Linked DNA regions of Homo sapiens: region 1 is linked to region 2. The links are chromatin loops, found by intact Hi-C in ENCODE. Cell type or tissue: mammary epithelial cell. All regions are shown on one strand.

Region 1 (5,000 bases), 420 kb after region 2:
TCCTGCACAGCATGTAGAACCATGAGTCAATTAAACCTCTTCTCTTTATAAATTATCCAGTTTCAGGTATTTCTTTATAGCAGTGTCAGAATAGACTAACACACCTGCTCTGTCATGTCTCAGGCAAAAGCCTCGCACTAGTTCTTAAAAAGGGGTGCCAGAAAGAAACAGGAGTCAAAGCAGGCCTGAGAGAGAGAAAGAGTTGTTCTAGAAAGCGTGAGAACAAGAGCAAATGTGTGAGAATGAGAAGAAGAGAGCATGAGAGAAAAAAGAGAAAAAGACAAAGAGAGCGAGAGACAGAGGCTCTTCCAGAAAGATGAATCACTATTTTAACCAAGCTACACACACACACACACACACACACACACCCCTCACAAGTTCCTCATCCTAGAAGTCCAAGCCTCTCCAGGCTGACTCACCATCCAAACCCTATATAAACTGCTTGACCTAGTTCTGAAGAGGATTACTTTTAGCCTCAATCACTCATGGATTATTCCTTTATATATGCAGTGTCTACCCGTCTTATCCACCCCAGGTGACTAATGAACTAAATTTCTCTTTCATGACATCAAATTTGTGACATGAACTTCATGCAGCCATGTTTGTGTTTAAAAGACCATTCAGAAGCTGAGTCTAATAGAATGTGGCCTTGGGATTCTCATCCAGGAATAAAACCATTGAAAATATTTCCTTGTTCCTAGACCAGGTGAGAGAAACAAAAACAAATAAATTAGAAAAAAATAAAAATTGAGTAGCTGTTTGCAAACTTTGAGAGGCCAAGGCGGGCAGATCACCTGAGGTCAGGAGTTCGAGACCGCCTGGCCAACATGGTGAAACCCCGTCTCTACTAAAAATACAAAAATTAGCCGGGTGTAGTGGCGCATGCCTGGAATCCCAGCACTTGGTAGGCTGAGGCAAGAGAATCACTTGAACCCGAGAGGTGGAGGTTGCAGTGAGCCGAGACTGTGCCATTGCACCCCAGCCTGGGGTACAAGAGTGAAACTCCATCTCAAAAAAAAAAAAAAAAAAAAAAGAAAGAAAGAATGAATGGGTATTTATTAAGCTGTGCTATCTGGGAAGCTGTAGCAATGTTAAAAGTAATAAACGATTCAAAGTTCATCAGATAAATATAGGTAGATGAGAACAAACGAGTAACATCAATAAAGTAGGTTGTGTTTCTATGCATGAAGAAATGTTGCGTCTTATAATTCAATTCACTTTAGACATTTATTAGGCACTCATCAGGTACAAACTCTGCCCTAGGAATTGGTGGGTGCTACAAAATAAATGAAACACTGTTGTATTTGGCCATTCTTGCACTGCTATAAAGAAACTGGATAATTTATAAGAAAAGAGGTATAATTGACTCATGGTCTGCAGGCTGTACAGGAAGCATAGTGGCATCTGCTTCTGGGGAGGCCTCTAGAAGCTTCTAATCATGGTGGAAGGCAAAGTGGGAGCAGGCACATTGCCTGGTGAGAACAGGAGCAAGAGAGAGAGAGAGAGAGACAGGTGCCTCACTTTTAAACAGCCAGATCTTGCGAGAAATCACTATGATGAGGATGGGACCAAGAGGATGTTGCTAAACTATTCCTGAGAAATCCACCCCCGTGATCCGATCACCTCCCACCAGGTCCCACCTCCAACACTGGAGATTACACTTCAATGTGAGATTAGGGTGGGGCCAGCATCCAAACTATATCAACTGTTAAGGAAATAAAAGCTTTCTGCTATTTTATATGTATGTTCCTCATTCAGGTTACACAGTTCTTGTGTTGTATTCTGTGTAACGCTCTCACTGGCTTTGTTCCTGTGAAGGCCAGTGGATAAAACCTCTTATGTTATTCATGAGGGGTATTCATCTGCCCTAAAGCAGGGAGCTGGGGAAGAGGGGCCAATTCTCAATCAGAAAACCAGAGCTCAGGTGATTCTCAGAGCTCAGAGGCACAAAGAATAAGCAATATTATATGATTGGGTCTAGCTCTGTTGTGTGTGTGTTTTTTTCCAAATGTGTATGTGTGTGTGTGTATATATATATACACACACACACATACACATTTGGAAAAAAACACTTGGAAAAAAACACACACACAACAGAGCTAGACCCAATCAATATATGGGTCTATGTATATATACATACACACATATATATTATATATTTTATAATATATAAAAATAATGAGAATATATATTATATATTTTATAATATATAAAAATAATGAGGATATATATATATCCTCATTATTTTTAGTAAGGTTTCCTTTTAAAGTTCTGGCCCTGCTCCTGAAGACATAAAGAAGGGCCTTAGATCCTTGGGAGCAGGGTTCTTACAGTGTGGTCTCAGGGCCAGCAGCAGCAGCAGCAGCATCTCCCTGGGGACTCGGGAGTAATGCAGGTTCCTGTGTGTCACCCACATCTACTGATCAGGAACTCTGGTGTGAGACCGAATGATGAAAGCCGTCCAGGGGATTCCGATGCTGCTCAGGGTTAAAAACCACAGCTTGATCTGAAGAGCTGCAGGGGACAGCGCCCTCTGGAGGCCACGTGATCACAGCAGCCATAGAAAAGCAGCTGCATCCAGAGAAAGGAGCAAGAGTCTAGGTTTCCGAGTCCTGTTGTCCCTTCTCATGCAAAGAGACTTCTATGGTGGTCAACTTTAGAGATCCTGACTTGATTTAATTAAAGGATATTGCTGGTTTTTTTTTTTCTTTTTTTTTTTTTTTGAGACAGGGCATCGCTCTGTCACCAGGCTGGAATGCAGTGGTGTGATCTCGGCTCACAGCAACCTACACCTCCCGGGTTCAAGCGATTCGCCTGTCTCAGCCTCCCAGCAAATTTTTGTATTTTTAGTAGAGACGGGGTTTCACCATGTTGGCCAGGCTGGTCTCGAACTCCTGACCTCAAATGATCCACCCAGCTTGGCCTCCCAAAGTGCTGGGATTATAGGCGTGAGCCACCGCACCCGGCCTTGTTTTCTTTATAATAGTCCAGGCTCTCAGCATGGGTGAATATGGGTGTGTTCTAAAATAAATACTGTTCTATTTGCTTTTTCCAGTTCAAGTGTTCATATCATTCCCCTATTCAAAACGTTTTTACTGGTTCTTCATTAAACAGTCATCTCAGCCTAGTCTTTAAGGCCTCTGCAATGGGTCCAGCCCTCATTCTCAGCTCTCTCTCTCTTCCTCCCTGCATGAAAAATGCTGCTTGCTTGCTTTTGTGTTCATGTGGCATAGCTCATGCAACAGCGGCAGGCCACACAGTGTTGACAACTATGTCTCTCCTCTAAACCAAGCTTTTAAGGGCAGGCACCACATTCTGTTCCTGCTTATCCCAGCATTTAGCACAGTGCCTGTTAATCATAGCTGGTTGGAAATTGTTTTAAAAATGAGTAAGTGGCTGAATATTATGCGTGGTCTAGCTGTGTTGAACTATTTGCTGTTCTTGGAACTTTCTACCTCTGTCTTCCTTTGTGCAGTTCCTTTCAATGTGAGATGCCCTTACATGTCCATCTCTAGCCTCTCAAAACCCCACCCATGCTTTAAGATTTACTCATAGTGGCTGCTTAATAAACACGTGGGAGTTGAACTGTATAGAACGTGCCCTTGATGGAACAGAGTCATCAGCTGGTAAGTTCATTAAGTCACACTGTTCCTAGGGCAAAGTGCACTTGAAAAAAGTGGCACAAATAATAATAATGACATTTATCTATAATATCAATCAGTTGTATTGCTTGAGATCTTATCATGTGCCAAACCTTGCACTAAGCTTTTTACATATTATATTTTATTTAATTCTTAAATCAGTTTATGGAGAAAGTATTGTTATTTGTAAAAATTTAGAATGAGGAAATGGAGGCACAGAGGGGTTAAATAATTTGCCCAAGGTTATTTATTTTATTTTATTTTGAGATGGAGTCTCACTCTGTCACCCAGGCTGGAGTGCAGTGGCACGATCTCGGCTCACTCTAAGCTCTGCCTCCCCGGTTCACACCATTATCCTACCTCAGCCTCCCGAGTAGCTGGACAGGCGCCCACCACCACGCCTGGCTAAGTTTTTTGTATTTTTTTAGTAGAGATGGGGTTTTACCGTGTTAACCAGGATCATCTCGATCTTCTGACTCGTGATCCACCCGCCTCGGTCTCCCAAAGTGCTGGGATTTCAGGTGTGAGCCACCGCGCCCGGCTTGCCCAAGGTTATATAGCTAAAAATGTCAAAGACAAGGTTTCACTATGTTGCCCAGGCTGGTCTTGAACTCTTAGGATCAAGCAATCCTCCCTCCTCAGCCTCCCAAATAGCTGGGACTATAGTCATGCCACCATACCTGGCTGAAGCCAATATTAAAATGTAGGTCTGGGCCATGCACAGTGGCCTACACCTGTAATCCCAGCACTTTGGAAGGCTGAGGTGGGCAGATCACAAGGTTAGGAGATCGAGACCATCCTGGCCAATATGGTGAAATCTCGTCTCTACTAAAAATACAAAAATTAGCTGGGCATGGTGGTGTGTGACTGTAATCCCAGCTACTCAGGAGGCTGAGGCAGGAGAATCACCTGAACCTGGGAGGCGGAGGTTGCGGTGAGCTGAGATCGCGCCACTGCACTCCAGCCTAGGTGACACAGTGAGATTCCATCTAAAAATAAATAAATAAATAAATATAAAATGTAGGTCTGGTAGACACCAAAGTCAATGCTCTTAACTTGAAGCTAAATAGATTATTGATAAAGTATATAGATATTAGAGATCTTGACAAAACAGAATTGCAAATCTAAACAGACAAGCAAGAAACCTGAACTCATATGCCAGTCGATGAATAAATTAATATTTATTGAGCAGCTACTATGGGTCAGGCATTGTTCTAGGAGCAGGATGATAGAGCGGATGAATAGGCAAGGTCTCTGCTCTCAGGGAATTTACTTTCCAGTGAGATAATCTGTTTAGGAGATAACATTTGAGCCAATCCCTGGATGATGAGAAGGAGCCGTCATTTAAAGATTTGGGAA
Region 2 (5,000 bases):
TGTGACATTGAAACTGCCTTTGCATAAATTATAACAGAACATGATGGTAGTAAAAGAGATCTGATCTAACCCACTGCCCTCCCCATCTTGCCTTTCCCTTAAGAATTCCTGGGCTTAGGCTAAGCTAACTTTGGTAGACATTGAATTTATAGTTCAAATGATAATAGGACTTTCACAAAAACTCAACCACCTTTGTATAGATAACAAAAGGCCCTCATGCTAGGGGGAGGAGAGGAAACTGAATTCTGCTAAGGTGTAGACTGGTCACAAAATATGCAAATTTACTGTTGTAGATTGACCTTTTGAACTATCTTTTCAGGTTTTATATACATGTGACACCCATGACTCCACCTGGACTCACTGACTGATGATTTCACACTTCCATGCCCCACCTAGAAGCACCTCAGTTCTAGAGGACAGCTTCAACAACCCTATGGTTTCATCTTGGACCCAACAAATCAGCAGTAAGGCCTAGCCACCCCCATCACTTCCCCCAAACTGCCTTTGGAAAAAAACCTAACCTACAAGCCTTCAATATGATTGATTTGAGTAATAACTCTGTTCTTCTCCCACATGGGGTGGCTGGCCTCACGTCAATTAAAATCTTTCTTTACTGCAAAAACCCAAATAGTCTATTCATCTACATTATGGAAATTAATATATTTTGCTCTATAAACTGGTTCTTGGCATTCTCAGCCATATTCACTACTTTTTTTTTATTATCTAGCACCCATGAAGCTATTAAAGTAATTTTTTCAAGATTGGGCATTTTATTCCAGGGAAAGTATTTGTAATAGATTCTAATTTATGAATTTATTCAAATTTAATATCTGTAGGCAGGATCATCTCTGGATATTAAATACTTGGAAAGTTTATATTCCATGAAGTCAGAAGTCTGACCTCTAAGCATGGGCCTACCACTTCTCGGCCTGGTGATCATGAGTAAATCAGTTTTCCAACCTGCAATTTTTAATTTGCAAAATGGAGATGATGGTAATACCTACCTCATAAGACTGTGGTGAAAATTTAATAAACTTATACATGTAATAAGCCAAACATAGCTCCTGGCATATGTAGACATTCAATAAATGCTATTTTCAAAGAAACTAGGGGTGAATAATTTTACATCTTTAAATAAGGAAAGTTTTTCCATGCAATGGTGCTAAAGCCAGAAACCATAAATGAAAATATTACTGTATTTAACTGCATAAAACAAAGTTTTTAAATAACAAACACATTGCAATCAAGGATAAAAGATAACACCTGGAGAAAAAGATTTGCAACATATGTGCCAGGAAAAGGGTAAATACCCATAGTGCCTCAAGTTCTTATAAATCAGCACAAAAGAGAAAGAAAAAAGGGTAAAAAAAAAATGAATAAACAATTTAAAAAGAAATAGGGCTAGTAAATATATGAACAGATGTTCAGCCTCACTAGTAATCAAAGAAATGCAAAAAAAACAACAGATTGGTTATAATTAAAAAGATGGACAAAGCCCAGGATTTGCAAGTGTGCAAGCAATAGGCTGCTCTCACACACTTCTGGTAAGTATATTTATTGATCTAGTCTCTTTGGAGGGTGATTTAGTGATACATTCCAAAGTTCAAAAGATGTAGTCTCTTTTCTTTGTTATGTTAATGTTTGAATACTCTACACATTTCAGTATATTACTAAAATATTCTATATAAACATATTCTATAATATTTTATGTATTCTACTATCAGACAAAATAAAGCTAGCTTCGTTTTGGAAAATTAAAGTAGTTTCCTTCCCTTCTTCTTAGGGTTTTTATGAAAATAAAATTATATTCTCTTCCATATGAGATCTCAGGCAGCCTTATAGGGAGTGAGTGGTCATTGCGGTAATGATTGCTAATATCCCTGTGGCAACCTGCGGATTGCAAAGTATGCCACTTACCTTAATCTTACAACTACTGAACATAAACAGAGCTGGAATTATTACTGATCCCTTATAAATGATTATGAGCCTCAAGCCTCTTTTAATTCCCAAGTCAAATCAGGCACTGCCCCAAAGACTGTTCAAAAGAGGAAAATGGCCAATATTCAGGGACCTGGACCACCTTCTCCACTGGCTATCCCCCAGGGGGCGCTCAACTGACAGTAAATTAGACCTGCAAAGCATCTTCAGGCTCTCTTGCCTGTGGTTCCTTTACCATCTGTTGAATGGTAAAGAAAATCTCTCCTCATTTCAAGTTTATAAAACAAGTCTTTTTTGTTGAAGCTCCTTATCAGATCTGTCCATGGGGCATGAGAATTTTCCCTTTATTCCTCATAAGGCTTGAAATTTTCTTTGTCATCTATGCTCCCATCAGAAATTATGCTGGGAAAAACTATGACTAGGCAAATGACCCTGTAGTGATTCCAGACATCAAGTTCATGGAACCTTCACCCTTGCCCCACCTCCACCCCTCCATACCCATCAGGCCACCTTCCTGCATTAGATATTCAATATGATTATCCGCTTTTCTTCTCACAATGGTTTTTCAAGAAGGGATGTGAGAAAACACACATACACACACATACACACACACACACACACACACACACAGCTTCTGAAGCTCATTTATATCATAGCATAAATGATGCCAACAGCAACAGCATTTCATAACCATGGAACCAAAAATGCAAGGTAAAATAATGAAGTTATTGTAGGTGAGATTTCAGGGTATTCAAATATTGACAAATCATTTTGAGGTGGGTTATTTCTCACATCACATGAATAATGATGGTGCCACATAACATAAGTCCAGAGAACCTAGGCCCAGCTTTAGCTAGACGTAGGTATCTAAATTCTGTTAATCAGTAGATTCTGAAAGTTAGGGAATTTTTCTGAAATTCATTCTAATCTTCTCTATGGGACTTTATAATCTCACCGGCAATTGTTTGACTGTTAATAGCTGATATGAGCATCAAGTTTAGGATGTTCTAAAAGCCTTAAGGGACTTGAATAGTTTCTAACAGCTAGAGAAAAATATGCCAATGTACAGAAGTAGCAACTTTCTGGCCTGAAAGAAATCATAGTAATTACTACAAAAGAGCTCTATTAATGAAATCCTTCATTTTTTAAGTTAACAAATAAAGGTCAGGTATACTATGGTGTAATAGCATGGAGTTAATGAAAATAACAATGCAGGCCTATACTTGAGGACATAGAAAGCTGTCCATGATATTTTCAAGTAGGTTACAAAAATATGACTACTACAGCCCCTTTTTTGTAATGTAATAAAATAGGGGCCAGACGCCTGTAAATCCCAGCACTTTGGGAGGCAGAGGCGGGTGGATCACCTGAGGCCAGGAGTTCAAGACAAGCTTGGCCAACATGTTGAAACCCTGTCTCTACTAAAAATACAAAAATTAGCTGGATGTGGTGGTGGGTGCCTATAATCCCAGCTACTCAGGAGGCTGAGGCAGGAGAATCACTTGAACCCAGGAGGCGGAGGTTGCAGTGAGCTGAGATCATGTCATTGCACTCCAGCCTGGGCAATGAGCAAAACTCCATCTCAATAATAATAATAATAATAATAATAAAATAGGGTTTTATTTTGGAGAAAGAGGAATTAAAGTGGTATCTTTTCATTCTCAATAATCCGTAGTTCCAAGTCATCCTATATCTTTAGCATCAAGATCCATGTTGTATGACCTTAGGGAGGCTCCGACAGAATGTAGAATGGACACTCCTTCCAATAGTAGGAAGCCACCTGAGACTGCTCCTTACAGAATAATGGTTAAAGAAAGAATAAGGTAACAAGGTAGAGGACACAGATTCCCAGGCCTCCTCTATTGGGCTGATGCCTCAGAGAGGAGGAGGTGAGAGCCCACCTGGCAGATAGTTTGAAGAGAATGCAGAAGACAGAAGGACTTTTTCTCTGCTTCCTTCAAGAAACACTGAATTGCTGCAATGTTTTCCTCTGTACTTTTAAAAGAAAAACTTCAGCCAAATTAAATTTAAAGTTTAATTGAGCAATGAACAATTCACGAATCAGGCAGCCCCCAGAATCACAGCAGATTCAGAGAGACTCTATGGATGCCTCAGGTTCAGAACAAATTTATAGACAAACAAAGCAAAGCGATGTACAGAAATTGGAAGTGAGGTAGAGAAACAGCTGGATTGGTTACAGATTGGGGTCTGCCTTATTTGAACACAGTTTGAACACTCAGCAGTGTGAGTAGTTGAAGTATGGCTGCTGGGATTGGCCAAGACTCAGCTATTGTTACCGGCACATACTCCTAAATTAGGTTTTCAATCTTGTCTACCTATTAAGTTAGGTTACGGTTAGTCCACAAAGAGTCAAATATAGAAGTACAGAGTCCTTGTCAGGCCATACTTAATTCACTTTAACAATTCTTAATAGGCATCATATAAGAAGTGAACATACTGTTGGAAAATAAAAAAGACAGATGGCCTCCATTGTATCCAACATACCATAAGGGCAAAAATGAACACACACAATTTTGTATGTAAGAATTGGGGGTAAATAGAACTTGCCCAGTAGAAATGAAAAAAGTAGAGCGAGATAAATAATGTGGCATATGACTTAGAGGAGATGATCTTCCAACTTGATCTGGCAGCAAACTTTTCTCCCCTATAGTAGATAGATGCTCCATCTCAATTCAATGCCCTAGCCACTTTTTGCCAAGAGAAATTGACTCAGTTCTCTAAACTAGACAATAGGCCATCTATAGGTTTCAATTACTCACAACGAGTGGTCTGATGAGTAGAAAAAAAAGTGTATTCAGTGATCAACTCAAAGAAGAATCTTCCCTAAGGAAATTTTGATTAGGATTCTCTAATAGCACAGCCAAAGAGAAGATCTAGAAAAAGCAGGCTATGATTAGCAAATAGGGGAGATAAAAAGGATGAAAATCTCATGGTTTGAATTTGAAAACTGCTTATGTGCCATTTAACACAATAATATGTTGCCAAAAACAGTCAGGCTGTGGAAATCATGACCTGTAATCATCAAAAATAGAGCTTATGTT

The links. Hi-C counts contacts between places; a loop is a spot of excess contacts. Peaks named below come from ENCODE experiments on the same cell type or tissue, not always from the same donor. Only the 100,000 strongest peaks of a DNase experiment are listed, where the experiment ranks them.
Region 1: it touches region 2 in a loop (11-fold over the local background); 21 of 110 quality-filtered maps call a loop at or near these places.

What each region holds. Positions count from the first base shown.
Region 1 is chr9:72,022,643-72,027,642 of GRCh38, forward strand. No RefSeq gene overlaps it. Among named protein-coding and RNA genes, the nearest start is that of C9orf57, 35 kb to the right of the region's middle. RefSeq lists an enhancer at 2,391-2,685. In mammary epithelial cell, a CTCF peak has its summit at 2,536 (motif pointing left); DNase peaks (open chromatin) are centred at 399, 2,489 and 3,499; H3K27ac peaks cover 756 bases.
Region 2 is chr9:71,602,547-71,607,546 of GRCh38, forward strand. No RefSeq gene overlaps it. Among named protein-coding and RNA genes, the nearest start is that of CEMIP2, 160 kb to the right of the region's middle. In mammary epithelial cell, a CTCF peak has its summit at 2,094 (motif pointing right); no DNase peak of the experiment used is centred here.